2 separate regions of the Homo sapiens genome follow, and region 1 is linked to region 2. The links are chromatin loops, found by intact Hi-C in ENCODE. Cell type or tissue: heart right ventricle. All regions are shown on one strand.

The links. Hi-C counts contacts between places; a loop is a spot of excess contacts. Peaks named below come from ENCODE experiments on the same cell type or tissue, not always from the same donor. Only the 100,000 strongest peaks of a DNase experiment are listed, where the experiment ranks them.
Region 1: a loop joins it to region 2, with 3 times the contacts of the local background. A loop is called at or near these places in 10 of 110 quality-filtered maps.

Annotation. Positions count from the first base shown.
Region 1 is chr5:96,371,631-96,379,630 of GRCh38, reverse strand. LOC101929710 (a long non-coding RNA gene) reads right to left here. Exons shown (of 5, transcript NR_130776.1): 4 at 1-65. It also overlaps a transcript of CAST not described here. Among named protein-coding and RNA genes, the nearest start is that of PCSK1, 58 kb to the left of the region's middle. In heart right ventricle, no CTCF peak of the experiment used is centred here; no DNase peak of the experiment used is centred here.
Region 2 is chr5:96,597,700-96,605,699 of GRCh38, reverse strand. All of the region lies in intron 4 of LOC101929710 (a long non-coding RNA gene), which reads right to left. It also overlaps a transcript of CAST not described here. Among named protein-coding and RNA genes, the nearest start is that of CAST, 61 kb to the left of the region's middle. In heart right ventricle, CTCF peaks have their summits at 3,577 and 3,786 (motif pointing right); no DNase peak of the experiment used is centred here; H3K4me3 peaks cover 375 bases; H3K27ac peaks cover 394 bases.

The DNA of each region.
Region 1 (8,000 bases), 230 kb after region 2:
CTCCCAGTCCTTTCACACTAGGAACTCACATCTAGAATGGTTCTGTGGTAGTAGATCCTCTGGCCCTAAAAGACAGGTAATTGTAAAAGGTTTTTACATTCATATCTGTAATTTATCAGAATTTATAATTACAATTTTTATACTTCATAAACTCCATTTTTGTTGCCCTAGCTATTTCTCCTATGCTACAGTGTAAGTTAATACAAATGTAGAAACCTGGGAAACGTTTTCCCAATGTGAATGGATTCACTAAATACTTGTTTCAAGTCCCTCATTCTCATTTATAAAACAAGAAATAGAAATAGCAAATGAATCTAGATGAGGGCCAAAATTAACCCTCATTAGTATTTTTAATGCAATACCTGCTTTGCTCTTACATACATACATATATTTGTAACATTTTTCTCACTTTTTAAGCCAATATTCAAAATCAATGAACGTGGTGAAACAGACTTATTCTACTAATGAGAACATTCACTGGTATCAAAAGCTCATAAAGATTCCTAATTTTTGATCCTATAATCCCATTCTGAGAAAATATCCTAAGGAAATAGAAATTTTGGCAAAAATGAGAGAGTATAACTAATTGCAGAATGCACGAATCAATTATGGCACATCTGTGAAGTGGAATGTTATTAGGTCACTAAAAATGAATTCGAAAGTTTTATAATACAAGAAATTATTTGTAATAACTATTTTTAAAAGTAGAATATATATTTACTTACATATATACATACACTGTAATCTCCATTAGGTAAAAATACATATACACCAACATAAAATTTTTAAATAATACATGTTAGTTTTTTAAAATTCTAAACTAGAAAATAATTTGAATGATAATAAAATGAATTGGTTAAAGTGTGGGGAAAGGACACTCATAAATAAGAGTATAAGTTGGTATTCTTTTTCTTTACGGCAATTTGCAGTATGTGCCAAAAGTTTTAAAAATATGAATTTTATTCATCCAGAAGTTCTAATTCTAGGACTTTTAAAGGATATCTTTAGAGCTATTTTCAGAAATTGTCTATTCACACAATGGGATAATAAACTGGCACTAAAAAATGATGGGGTTTATTTCTTGAGTTTGTTTCTTTAGTTTTTTGCTTATAAAACTGGCACACATTTTTCAGGTTTATCAAGGTATAATTGACAAATCAAAACTATATATTTAAGTGTACAACTTGATGTTTTGATATACATATACACTGTAAAATAATCATCCCAATCAAGCTAATTAACATATCTATCACCCCACATAGTTACCATTCTTATTTTCTTTTTTCTCTTTTTTGGTGCAGTGAGAACATTTAAGACCTATCTGCTTAAAAAATGTAAAGTATACAATATGGTATTTGTTAACTGTAGTCACCACACTGTACGTTAGAGCTCCAGAATTTATTCATTTTGTATAACTGAAACTTTATATCTTTTGACTGACATCTCCCAATTTCTCCTTCCCACTTTCCCCCTTCCTATTCCCTGGCAAACACCATTCCACTATCTGCTTCTATAAGTTTGACTGTCTTAGATTCCACATATAAATGAAGTCATGCAGTATTTGTGTTTGTGTGTCTAGTTTATTTCATACAGTATAATGTCCCCCAGGTTCGTCCATATGGTCACAGATGGCAGGATAGCCTTCTTGTAAGGCTAAAGAACATTCCATTGTATATATACATACCACATTTTTCTTTATTCATTCATTGGTTGATGAATATTTAGGTTGTTTACATATCTTGATTATTATCAATAATGCAGCAATAAATTAAAAATGATGTTTTTAAAAGTATATTCATTGATTTGGAAATGTATTCAAGGTAAACTGCTGAGTGGGGGAAAAAAGCATCCTAACATACAGTGTGAATAGTATTATCCTATTTTGTAAATAAATGGGTAAATAGTTGCACATATATACAGTCATGTATCACTTAACAATGGGAATACAGTCTAAGAAATATGTCATTAGGCAATTTCATCATTGTGTGAACATTATGAAGTATATTGACATAAGCCTGGAAGGTTTAGCCTATTACACATCTAGGCTACCCGCTATAGCCTGTTGCTCCTAGGCTACAAAGTTGTAGAATATGTTACTATACTGAACACTGTCGGGAATTGTAACACAATGGTAAATATTTTTATATCTAGACATATCTAAATATAGAAAAGGCATGGTTAAAATGCAGTATAAAAGAGAAAAAAAATGATTCGCCTGTATATCTAACCATGAAAAGAGCTTTCAGGACTGTAAGTTGCTGTGGGTGAATCAGCAAGTGGTGATTGAATGTGAGGGCCTAAGACATTACTGTACACTACTGTAGACTTTATAAACACTGTATACTTAGCCTACACTAAATTCATAAATAGATATTTTTATTTGTTCTATAATAAATTAAACTTAGCTTCTTGTAGACTTTTACTTTATAAATTTAATTTTTTAAAAAATTAAAAATTAAAATTTTAATTTAAAAAAATGAAAGTTTGACTGTTTTATTTGGCTCTTTTGTAATAAGTTGGCTTAAAACATACATTGTACAGCTGTACAAAAATATATTCTTCCTTTATGTCCTTATTCTATAAAATTTTTATCTATTTTATTTATTTTGTTTTACTTTTTAATTTTCTTCTTAAAAAATAGTACACAAACACACACAGCCTAGGCCTACACAGAATCAGGATTATCAATATCACTGTCTTCCACTTCCACATCTTATCCCACTGGAAGGGCTTTATGGGGAATGACACTCATGGAACTGTCATCTCCTATGATAACAATGCCTTCTTCTGGAATACCTCCTGAAGGACCTACCTGAGGCTGTTTTACAGTTAACTCTTTTTATATATATGTAGAAGTACACTCTAAAATAATGATTAAAAATATAGTATGGGGCTGGGTATGGTGGCAAACTTCTGCAGTCCCAGCACTTTGGGAGGCCAGGCAGGCAGATCACTTGAGGTCAAGAGTTCAAGACCGGCCTGGCCCACATGGTGAAACTCTGTCTCTAGTTAACATACAAAAATTAACCAGGCATAGTGGTGCATGCCTGTAATCTCAGCTATTCAGGAGGCTGAGGCTGGAGAATCACTTGAACCCAACAGGCAGAGGTTGTAGTAAGCTGAGATTGCACCACTGCACTCCAGCCTGGGCGACAGAGCGAGACTCTGTCTCAAAAAAATAAAAAAAAAAAAATAGAAATAATTTTTTTAAAGTACAGTATGGTAAACATATAAACTAGTAACATAGTTGTTTATTATCATTAGCTAACATTATGTACTGTACATAATTATATGTGCTATACTTTTATACCACTGGACGCACAGTAGTTTTCTTTACATTAGCATCACCACAAACACATGAGCAATGCATTATGCTATATTAGGATGGCTACAACATTGTTATACAATAGGAATTTTTCCACTCCATTTTAATTTTATGGGACCACTATTGTATATGTGGTCCATTACTGGCTGAAATGTTGTTATGCATTATATGACTGTATAAATGTATATAGAAAAAATATGAATTCACCCTGAGAGGTCTGAGAAAAGAAAAGAAAAGAAAAAAAAATGAGTAAAGATACCATGATATTAGCATGTGATATTAGAGGGTGATGGTCTTGTGGGTGAATGTATCAGTCAGGATTCTCCAGGAAACAGAATTAATAGGAGATATATATATATATTTATATTTATATATATTTATATTTATATATTTATATATATATATAGAGAGAGAGAGATTTATTTTAAGCAATTAGTTTATAGGATTGTGGGGGCTGGCAAGTTTAAAACTCAAAGGATAGGCCAGTAGGCTAGAAACATAGGCAGCATTTCCATAAGACTGTCTTGAGGCAGAATTTCTTATTCGGTGGGAACCTTCAGTTTTTGCTTATAAGGCCTTCAACTGCTTGGGTAAGGCCAACCCACATTATACAAGGTAATCTCCTTTACTTAAAGTCAGCTGATTGTAGATGTTAACCACATTGCTAAAATATCTTCACAGTAACACCTAAGTTAGGTTTTATTAAATCACTTTAGGAACTATATAGCCTGGCCAGTTGACACATAAATTAATCATCACAGGAGAATTTTCCTTTGGTTTTGTGTTTTTTATATTTCTAATTTTTCTTTAATGAAGCTACATTGTGTAGTAAACTCATAAGAGTAAACTCATGTGCATAGTAAAAAAAACACACACACACACACACACACCAAAAAGCAAATAATAAATTATCCCAGATGATGATTCAGGACTTATTTTCTTTATGCAATTTAACAATCTCTTGTAAATGCTCAAGACTTTTTCCCTTAATGCTATTTCTTGTACAGCTATAGGGGAAGTTGACAAAACATTCCTTTATTTAAGCAAGAAAACAACTTCCATATTTGAAGACACCTGAAAATCTCTATCAGATTCTTTTATTCTGTGTTCACATCCAATATTCCATTTCCAACGCCCTTTCTAGCTATCATAACTGAGGTTAAACTGCCCCTCTGTTACTATTTCTTATCTCCATTATTCAGGTTAAGACTCTTAGTTGAAAATCACAGGATGATTTCTAACTAATTTGAGCAAAATGAGACTTATTGAATATATGAGAAAGTGTCAGAATCTCAAAGAGTCAGAGAATTGGACTTAAAATGCTAAACAGCTAGAAATACAGGAACAATGCCCATCTTCTACCTGTGGGGAAATGTATTAGTGAAAACAGCCCTGCTACCACCACCCACTGCTCAGCCCTGATCATACCCGAGATTGAGAGCCGGAAACTCCAGCGCCACAACCCCAGAAGAACCGGAACCTTTCTTCCACCACAACTACCAGAAAATCTATCTCTCTGTGGCCACATCCTAACAGGGGTCTCTTTCTCATCGGTCTTTGGTAGGGGTGCATCTGAATGAGGAAAACTAGGTCACTTGCTTGTACCTTAAGTAGCAAAAGATTCTGATGCAGTTTTTGCAGCATGCTTTGATGAGACAGGACTCAAAAGATGGAAAACTACAAGACATAAGAGAGCATTTTCAAAAGATGTTCAGCAGACACAAATAATTACTGTACCCATCGACACATGAATACGCAGATTGATGCAGAGAGTCTAGTGCATAGTACAGTATTCTCCTTATTTATCACCCTTACCTTTCACACCTTGAGCTTGAAGAGTGGAAATCAGAAATTATTTCAGTCCAGGATGCTTTCCATTACACCTCCTCTATGTCAAAAGTTCCAGAATAGAGCAAATATTCATGGGCATATCAAGGTTTTCTTTCTGGAATGTCCCAATGAACTTGTTTGTTTTCTGGAAATGACCCTCTATTATGTGGTCCTAAATGTTTCCTGCTGTTTTTCTACTTGTCATATTACCAATAATAAAATAAAGAAAGAGGGAGGACGTTTTGAATCCAAAAACCTGTTTTTTGAATTGGAAAACATATGGTTCAGGCAGACATTGCTTTGGTGTTATGGAAACTCGTCTTTTCCCCACCAAGTTTATCTGAGTAGCTGGCAATTATTCTACTTTGAAGTGTAGCAGGTTTTCTACATAAGGTGCCAAATCTTAATGTTTTTACACATGTTTTATACCAACTCCACATGCTAAACTGAACAGTAAATACTGCTGCCCGCAATCAGAACAGGCAAAACATCACGTCTTTCAGCAAAAACAATGAATTCAAGTAGATAAGTGAGATCCTGTCTCTGCAAAAAATACCAAAAATTAGCCAGGCATGGTGGTGTGGACCTGTGGTCCCAGCTACTTTGGAGGCTGAGCTGGGAGGATTGCTTGAGCCCCAGGAGCTCGAGGCTGCAGTGAGCTGTGATTGTGCCACTGTAGTCCAGCCTGGGCAACACATTGAGACCCTGTCTTAAAAACAAAAAAAAAAGAGAAGAAAAAAAGAAATGAAATGCTCCATGTCCAGCACAACCAGCCTCATAGATGATAAAACTGCTTAGGTAGTGCTCTTAAGCATTACGATTCTATTGTTAGATGTTAAGTTATTCACAAGTCCGTCTTTGAAGGGATAGCTGCTTTTATTCCCTATCGAAATGTCCACAGGGCTGCAATGCATCCAGGATATGAAGCAATTTTCTGAAAGTCCTACACCTCAGTAACAGAGGAAAACTGGCTGTTCCTGAAAAAGACAAATGGACACATCCTCTGTGAAATATTGTTGGCAAAAGCAGAAAAGATTAAGTTGATCTACCAGCACTAAAGAGTTCTGTTGGGTTTGTCTACGTATTTTGGGACAGAAAAATAACACATTGCTACAGAATCTAAGACATTTCATGTCCTACCCTGCACCTTACACAAAGAACCTATTATCCATTATAAACAATCCCTTGGTGCCCTCTGTCATCTAATCTCCAGCCCACAAGTAGAAATGATCCTGAGGCCTTAATTGCTTTTCACAGGTCATCATCACTGTCATCCAGTTCTCTTTGTGGAGCAGAATAAAAAAGGCATGTAATGTAATCAGCTGTCAGAGTGTTCAGCTTTTCCTTGTAAGACAATCCTGCCTGTCAAATGAAAAGAAAGTATTATAGCAGAAAAAATATGCATGCTTGAATTCAAGTAGATGCTAAGGATTCTTTCATTAGAAAGAAAGCAAAAAAAAATTGGAGAATCAGTTCAAGAGAGGATATTAATATATCCTAATTAGCAATGCCCTTCCCTAGATGCGCCTGGACATTGTGCTATCATCTGTGAAGCTCTTTTTCATTGGGTTAAGTATAAATTGATGAAAGAGACACCCCGGAGCCAATCTTCCTAGATGATGATGCAAAAGATGTCCTTTTCAGTCAGCATTGATGGTGGCTCCTGCTGAAAATATCCATAAAGCCAGGAAAGAGGGTCACAGAAGATGAAGGAAATAAGAGAGTGGTTCCCAAGGTGCAGCCTTAGGAAAGGCAGAAATCTGGCAGGATTCTCAGGAAGGTGTGTGGGGCCCCCCAGAAAGATGTATTGCTTTTGTAGAGACAGGGACAGTATTTGAATCTGGAAAGAGCCATAACCCCCTGGCTATTCCTCAACTCTGGGATCAGGCTTGCTTGTTCTCTGCCTAAGTCCCATGGTATTACATTTATGACCAATGCAGCAGTCCCTGGTGGGTCTGGCCTCCCTAGAAATATTCAGCTCTTTCCCTGGGCCAATGGGTTCCAAATTTCCAAAGTCCTCCTCCTGCAGGTTCTCATGTCTTCCGAGGGCAACCACCATGATGATATCCATTGGCTAGAAGAGCCACCCCTGGCCAAGGTCTGGCAAAATACTGAAGGTCATGGGTATAACTTATATGTAATCAGATTCATGGGCAAAAGAAAAACAAATAAAGGACTGAAGAACAGAGTTCTCAGGAATTTTTTCCAAAATGGAATTTAAAAGGGTGAGGTATATAGCAAGGAACACTGAAGGAGCCACCTGATATTTAACAAACTGTGTTGTAGCAGCCCATAAACCTGGGTTCCAATCCTAGCCATTCTATTTACTACCTGTGAGAACTTACTTAAACTCTGAGAGCTTCAATTTTTCCCATTTCCAAAATTGGGGTGAACGTTGCTTCATGTAATTTACAGGAGAAAACAAATGCACAGCATTTCTGCACAATATTGGTACTTAATAAATGTTAGTTTAAAAAAACAAAGTTAATCAAGGGCAAATTATTGGAAGGAAAAATCAGAAAGTGAGCTAGAGGAGTTTATATGAATGATAACAAAGGCAGCCTGGTATACTGCCTTAGTATTAGAATATAATGTACTTTTAGCTCTGTAATGGTCATAAATCCTGCTGTGTTTAAGGTTTTTTTCTTCTGTTTGTCTTTGGATTTTTAATCCCATTTTCAGCCTGTAAATCTGGAGTGCTTTTAAAGACCAGTATAGACTGGTTGTCTAGGCTCATGATCAAAATTCCTTTTTCATACTTTCAACCAATGGGTATTTATTGAACACCTACTATGTGCCAGATGGTATGATAGGTAACAAGAACCCAACACCCAGAATGGTTCCT
Region 2 (8,000 bases):
AACTCTCATCTGTTTGTTTGGACTTACCACACTCCAGAGGAATTCAGCTATATGCCTCAGAGCAAGTATTTTTATTATTTCTTCTTCTACCCTGGCTAAGAATGAAGTGAGTAATCTATTTTTTTTCAGGCTAGCAACGTTTTATACATCTAATTAAAACAGGTAGGCTGAATTGTCTCTTAGGGTAAAAGGGAAAAATGCTACAAGATCAGGAGAAGGCAAAATATGTTGGAAGACAAAGCCTTTAGAATTAGGCAAAACTGGATTCAAATCTGGCTTTGCACATTATCAGCTGTGTGATCTTGTGCAAGTTTAACATCTCTGAGTGCTCATTTTTCTTCTCTGCAATGTGTGGCTGTTGACATCTGCCTAGATCAGTTGTCATGAAGCTTAGCAGGCAGTATACAGTATGCAGTCTGTGAAAAGCAGCTATAAGTGTATGAAATAAAGTGATGGGGAGGGGGAAGGGGCTTAGGCTTTTAATTAAAGGTAGGACAGCTCTACCTGAATGTTCCCCTAGAGTTTCATACACAATGTGTTGGAAACCTAAATGTATCCTTCTCCTCAGTTTTGTATTTCAGTGTGTGGCATCATCAACATTTGACCCCCTAGGTAGTGAGAGACCTTGGAGTCAACCTCAATGTCCCATCTCCTTCCCTCTCCTTATCACAGGGTGTTGTTGGTTCTCTATGTCCCGGGTCTCTTAAAACCACCTCTTCTCCTCCGCCTCTACAGACACCAACATAAATCAAGTTTCCATCTTCGTTTGCCTGGACAAGTGGCAAGGCAGCACTGAAAGGATACTCCTTCCTCTAGTCTTCTCTGCCTTTTGCCTACTGAGCCCACTCTTCTGAGCTGCTGATAAAGGAATTTTACATATCACACATCCTTTGATGGATTGCCATTGCTACAAAGCAGAACCTAAATCCCATGCCTGGACGTTAGGCAGTCTACATTCTGGCTTCTGTGACTTTTGGCCTAATTTTTGCATCAGCCCCAAATTTCTGTTGTGCCACCATCCCAGTGGATTCTAGAATTTAGTCTTACACAATCATTCCATATTCCTTTAATGAGTCCTTTAGCATTTGTTCACTCCTTTCATGTGCCCTATCCCCGTACCTGGAATTACTTTTCCTCTTTTACTTACTCAAGTCCTGCAAAAGCCAGTTCCATTATGCTGGTCTCACTGACCTCTTTCTACATATTTCTGGTAAGAATGAATTACTTTCTCCTGAAATACCTCTGCCATATTGTTTAAAAATTGCCATATGGTGCTGGACATGAGTATGTGTTCACATGTTTATTATCTACTCTAGTCTCAATTTCTAAGGTCTTGAATATAGGAACCAATTTATTCATCACCTTATTCCAGACATGATGGAACTCAGCTTTATTGAGAATCAAGTGATTATAGTAGATAGTGACCATCCTGAGTATGTTCATGTGTTACATAACAATGTTTTGGTCAACCAAGGACTGCATATAGGAAGGTGGGCTCATAAGATTAATATGGAGCTGAAAAATTCCTAATGCTTAGCCATATCGTAGCCATGATATTGTAGCACAATGCATTACTCATGCGGTGATGCTAGTGTAAATGCTGCCTTACCAGTCATATAAATGTATAGCACAAGGGGCCAGGTGGGGTGGCTTACGCCTGTAATCTCAGCACTTTGGGAAGCTGAGGGGGGAAGATTGCTTGAGCACAGGAATACAAGTCTAGCCTGGTTAATGTAGGGAGGGCACGTTTCTACAAAAACTAAATAAAATTAGCCTGGCATGGTGGCATGCACCTGTAGTCCCAGCTACTCTGGAGGCTGAGACGGAAGGATTGTTTGAGCCCTGGAGGTTGAGCTGCAGTGAGCCATGATCATGCCACTGCACTCCAGTCTGGGCGACAGAGCAATCCCCATCTCAAAAAAAAAAAAAAAAAAAAAAAAGAGTACAGCACATACAATGATGTACAGTACATAATACTTGATAATGACTGTGTAACACGTTTATGTATTTGCTATATTATACTTTTAATTGTTATTTTACAGTGTACTCTTTCTAGTTATTAAAAAAAGTTAACTGTAAAACAGCCCCAGTCAGGTCCTTCAAGAGATATTCCTGAAGAAGGCATTGCTATTATAGGAGATGATGACTCCGTGGGTGTTATTGCCCCTGAAGAGCTCAGTAGGACAAGATGTGGAGGTAGAAGACAGTGACACTGATGATCCTGGCCCTGTGTAGGCCTAGGCTAATGTGTGTGTTGGTGTCTTAGTTTTTAACAAAAAAGCTTTTAAAAGGTTAAAAAAATTAAAAATTTAAAAATAGAAAAAAGCTTATAAGATATGATTATAAAGAAAGAAAACATTTTTGTACAGCTGAACGATGCATTTGCTTTTTAAGCTAAATGTTATTACAAAAGAATCTTTAAAACATTTGTCCTCTCTTACCTCCCTGAATACACATGTAGTTTACTATAGCATGGGTATTCCCATATTCCCATTACAACGCCCTATTCTTAAATAAATATCATTTTCTTTTAGAGATCCTCCGTTCTTCATTTAGGTTGACAAACCAAAAGGCATTTCAATAAATATATGATCCATTACGCATTGATTTCAAAATTTAAACCTTGGAAGGCAATTCTTTTTTTCACATCCTGAATCAGCAATGCTTAGAAAACAAACACCATCCTATCTGCCACTTATCACGCTTCAGCTGTATTTTCCTTCATCCTGGTCCTTGAACACAGAGGCCCCTTTCTTCTTCCAGGCCTTTGCATTTGCTGATCCCTCCTCCTGGAATGACTTATTCTAGCTATTTTTATATTTGGAATATTCTCCGTATTTGAGTCTCACCCAAATGCCTCTTTCTCAGAAAGGCTTTCCTTCACCACCTTAAACAAAATGGTCTTCTCCCATAAGTTTATCATGACCCTGTTATTTATCTATTTATTTTTGAGACAGTGTTTCACTCTTGTTGCCCAGGCTAGAGTGTAATGGCGTGATTTGGCTCACTACAACCTCCGCCTCCCAGGTTCAAGCGATTCTCCTGCCTCAGCCTCCTGAGTAGCTGGGATTACAGGCATGCACCACCACGCCTAGATAATTTTGTGTTTTTAGGAGAGATGGGGTTTCACCATGTGACCAGGCTGGTCTCGGACTTCTGACCTCAGGTGATCTGCCTGCCTCAGCCTCCCAAAGTGCTGGGATTACAGGCGTGAGCCATTGTGCCTGGCCTCATGACCCTGTTTAGTTCCTTTATAATATTTATCCTAATACAGATTCATCATGTTTATTTGCTGTGTTCCTCCACAGAATGTAAGCTTTATGAGGGCAGGACTCTTATCTGACGCTGCTTCATTCCAGGGCCTGGCACAGTGACCAGCACATAGTAGAAATGTAAAGGTTTGTGAAATGTTAAATTGAAATGTCATTGCAATCACTGCATGGAATTATTGTTGAGATAGCAGTATAACATTAGCTATGTACACTTGTCATGTCATATTACTGTTTCAGCCGTCCTCAACCATCCTTTGCTCTTCCATGGTGTCTTGAGTCAGAGCACTCCTTTGAGTATTCTCATATATAGACCAGAGGGACCCTACTCTATTGTGACAGGCAGGATTCTGCTGTTCAGAGTGGGTAAGTCAGGTCTAGTCACCTCTCACAGAGAGAGCTGCCTGCCACTCAAGAGAGTTTGAAGCTAAACCCCAAGAGTCCAATGAGGAGGGCCAGAGGGAGCCGGAAGACCTTAGTTGAGTGGATCCTTTGCTGCAGTTTTTAGTTAAGACACTAGGTGGCAGGTGACTATACTTTTGGATACACCAGGAGCAATTAGCATTACGGTGCTTATCAAATGCCGGATAACTTTCCCTGCTGACATAAAATGTACAAAAATTTTAATTATTTGACAGGATGAAAAGAATTATGATAAGGGTGTTAGCTTTAGTTTTGGTCTATAGAGGGTAAGATGTATCCTGAAACTTTATTTTCAGATGCACAAAGGAAATGTACAAAGTGGGAACATTAAAAAACCAATCGAGTAGAAAGATTAATGTCAGCTCCAGGGTATCACCAGGAGAGATATCTTTATATAATAAAACTGAAATCGGTACTTTCACTGCAATAACAGCTTTGTACCTTTTGGATTAATAATCTAATTTAGTAAATAATTTATTGCATTTTTCTCTTTTCAACTTGAATCTCCAGAGGGATTTAAAAAAATCCTTTCAAATATAAATGGATCAAAGAATCCATTGTTTCCGTAGTAACCTTCTATGCAGAGTCCTGGGTGAGACTTTATTTTCTGCCAAGGTCACAGATCCTGCGGAAATTAGTCAATCAGGCAGCACATGCAAAAGCAGATTGTTTAGGTATTTCCTTCTGTTAGGCGAAAAACGAAATGCTCAAGTCACCTGCCATTCAATAAAGAAAGTAGGACACAAAATGTGATAGACACAATAAATTCTAATAAACAGATTTCCTTTCCATTTTGTGGTCTTTAAAGGGTGGTAATAAGGAAAGTAATAGGTAAATGGTCATAGAGGCACCTAGCAAAGGAAGAGAGTGTGAAAGGAGGAGTAAGGGAAGGAGATGTTGAAGGAGAGAGGGAGAGAGACATTCACACAACAAGGAGACCAAAGGGAAACAAAAGGAGTCACATCAGAGAAAGATAGATAGCGGAGGGGGAGATGGGAGGTAGGTTCGTAAACCAGAAGAAAAGCAGAAGGAAAACAGAGGGAGACCAAAATCCAGAGAAGGAGGAGCAGGGGCAGAGGTTAGTATGTTTTGAGATGTTTTCATTGGTGGCTATTTCTCTAGGATTTCTTAATCTTCAAACTTTAGAATAAAATAATCTGTAATTTGAATGTTAAATAATCAGTAAATTATTTATTGCTCTTTACTCTTAAGCTTATAAAGCTTAAGCCTTATAAGCTTTTCTTGAAATAAATGTGAGTGAGCTTCCTTCAGGTTGCAAGAAATACAGAGAGGCTCAGTTTTGCGCAGAGGATTAGGATATGCAGAAAGAATATGCAGGTAAGGAAGGAAAACAGGGACACATAGAGCTGGGTTTTTCCGAAAAAGAGGAGTTGGAGGACCTCTTAGGTGAGAACATAGTTCTAATAACTAGGTGTCTTTTCACTAGGTTAGCACCAGGGAACTGTTTTTCTCTCTTTGGTTCTTCATTCCCATCACTTCTCTTTCTCCGTTTCTGTGACTTCTCCTGTTATCAATGATTTTTTGTCTATGAATTCAAACTTCCTAATATGAAGGGTCCATACTTGGTCCATCGTCATCCATATAATGTGCCCTTACTGGGTAGGGCTCTTGCTTGAGGCTGTGTCAGAGACTGGCTACTCTTGGGTTAGGTGCCCACCATAGTTCAAAGAAATCTGATTAAACAAGGAGGACCATGTGGTGCAATGCATATATAAAACCTTTCTATATTAGACTGTGTGTTTGCCAGGTATCTAGAAAGGGAGAGAATAAAACTAAAAGGCATCTTGGTTGGTCTTGATTGGCAAGAACGATATACTCTACCCCATGCCCATAAGGCAAACCATACCTTTTTTTCTTAGACACAAGGGTTTAATAATGCCCATACAACCTAATCAAACCACTACCAGTACACTTCCCTCCTGAAAGTTGTCTAGCCACTACCTTTGGAAGAAATGATACAAAACACTTCAAACTTGCAGTCTGAAATCAACAGAGCTTGAGGGTTTTTTTTTTTTTTTTTGCCTAATGAAGCAATAATACAGGATATTTTGGATAAATGAGAAGGGGAAATGTGGGAATTAAATAAGCTCTTTGAGGAAAAGGAGAGAAAGAGCAGAAAAAGGAAAAAGACTTCCCTCTTGTGAGGAGAAAAGTGTATGGGTTGTGGGTGTACCTGGACCCAATTACTAATAGAAAGAAAATAGCTTATTTCAAATTTGCTGTAGCTTAATTCTGTGCCCCAAGTGTGTGGCACAGAATTAATCAGAGTTGGTAGTGGGGCGCCTATGGAGGGGGGTGGATTTCCAGTCTCTGCAAACATTTTTGTATCTGCCATAAGATGACCTGACTTAAAGTTACCAGAGTGTGAGGGACCTGGCACTTAGGCAATGTAGATGTAGTGGCATTCATGATGGCCTGAAGAATGAAGACCCCCAAAGCAACTGAAGGATAGAGGTATTTTCTAAGCACAATTAAGACTTCCAGGTTCTTATTAGATTTGAATAGGAAGTCAGCCCGATATTACAGTAGATGAATTTTTAACATTACAGCTTGCTTAGATAGATACATTTATATTCCACTTGATTTGAGAAAATAAAGAAACAGATATTTTCTAATTCCTGAATTTAGAGACTAGAAATCATACCACCTGCATTGATTTCAGCACTGGGGACCAACAGTGAATAAGATCAGTCTGAGGACAGATTGGGGCACTAACCACCAGTCCCTCCTTCTCTTTCACCCCCTAAGTTAAGATAGGCCTTAGTCAAATTGTGTTTTTTACACTGTGCATTTGTCTGACAACTTGAAAATATTTTGTAAACATAGCCATACTCTAAAAGTCTCACAAAAGCTGTATATCAGTGATTGTATTAGTCAGGGTTCTTCAGAGAAACAGAATGAGTATGTATCCATGCTACGGAATTGGTTCATGTGATTATGGAGTCTGAGAGATCCACGGTCAGAAGCTGGAGACCTCCAGTCTGGGTCCGAAGATGTAGGAACCAGAGAAGCCTGTGGTATAGTGCCAGGCTGAAAGCTGGCAGGGTCAAGATCCAAGAAGAGCCAGTGTTTCAGTTTGAGTCCAAAGGCAGGCAAAACAACAACAAACAATGTCCCAGCCCAAAGCAGTCAGACAGGAGGAGTCCTCTCGTACTAGAGGGAGGGTCAGTGTTTTTGTTCTATTCAGGCCTTCATGTGATTGGGCCATCCACACTGGGGAGGGAATGTGCTTTACTCCGTCTACTGATTCAAATGTTAATCTCACCCAGAAACACCCTCACAAACACACCCAGAATAATGTGTGACCAAATACCTGGGCACCCCATGGCCCAGTCAAGTTGACATATAAAATTAACTATCTCAGTGATTATTTTCCATTTTTCTCATAGAAAAACGGAGGTAGGACAATGTTTATTGATTTGTCCTGTGGGATCCAGCCCATGTCACCCAACTCAGAGGCCACAGAGAGAAATAAGAGAAGTAGAGCCAGGCCATTGCAAATCTTCCCAAAGACATAAAAGCTGCAGCCCTAGAGACAGGGCAGCTGAGAGGGGAGCCAGTTTTCCCCAGTGCTTGGATGGGTGGGATATGACAGGACTTCTTGGCTCTGGTCATATCTGAGGCTGACCCAGGGAACTAGCTGGCCTTTGGGCAGACTTGGGGGTCCTGTTCTAATTTGGCTGGAGAGAAGTCCATGAAAGGCAAAAAAAAGTTATTTTCATGCACTGGGCACCAAAGGAAATTGATGGCAAAGACAGAACATGTTTTCCTGTAGGCTGAGTGTAAGCCCTCATTAGGCAGAGGAGCCAGAGCTTATTTATAGAGAAGCACTACCATTTTGTTATGTATGGGCAGCAAGTCCAGCGAATTCTCATCAAGCAGGTTGTACAAGCTCTGATTACAATGAATTTTCATGGAATTAGTCTCTGAGCACAGGACCTTCGGGAGTGTGTAGAGTCATCTTGACCCTGTGGGGAGGTAGAGATAGAGCCTTGCAGACTTCACTACTGCCAGCCCCCTAGTACTGCTGGCCTCTCCCCCTCCCCCCTTCTTTTTCCATTTTTCTCTCCCCCTTTCTTTTCTTCTTCCACCCCTCCAGATCCTCACTGGGGTGACTCAATGCTGTTGTCAAGCCACAAAACCACCCTGACCCCCACTTTACACATCTAGAGGGATGATATTTACTTAGCAGGGTTATAATGAGGCCTGAATAAATAGCATATATGAATGTCCTTGCATAGAGGAGACACGATAATTATTTGGTAGGAAAGAAAGAAGGTGAAAAGA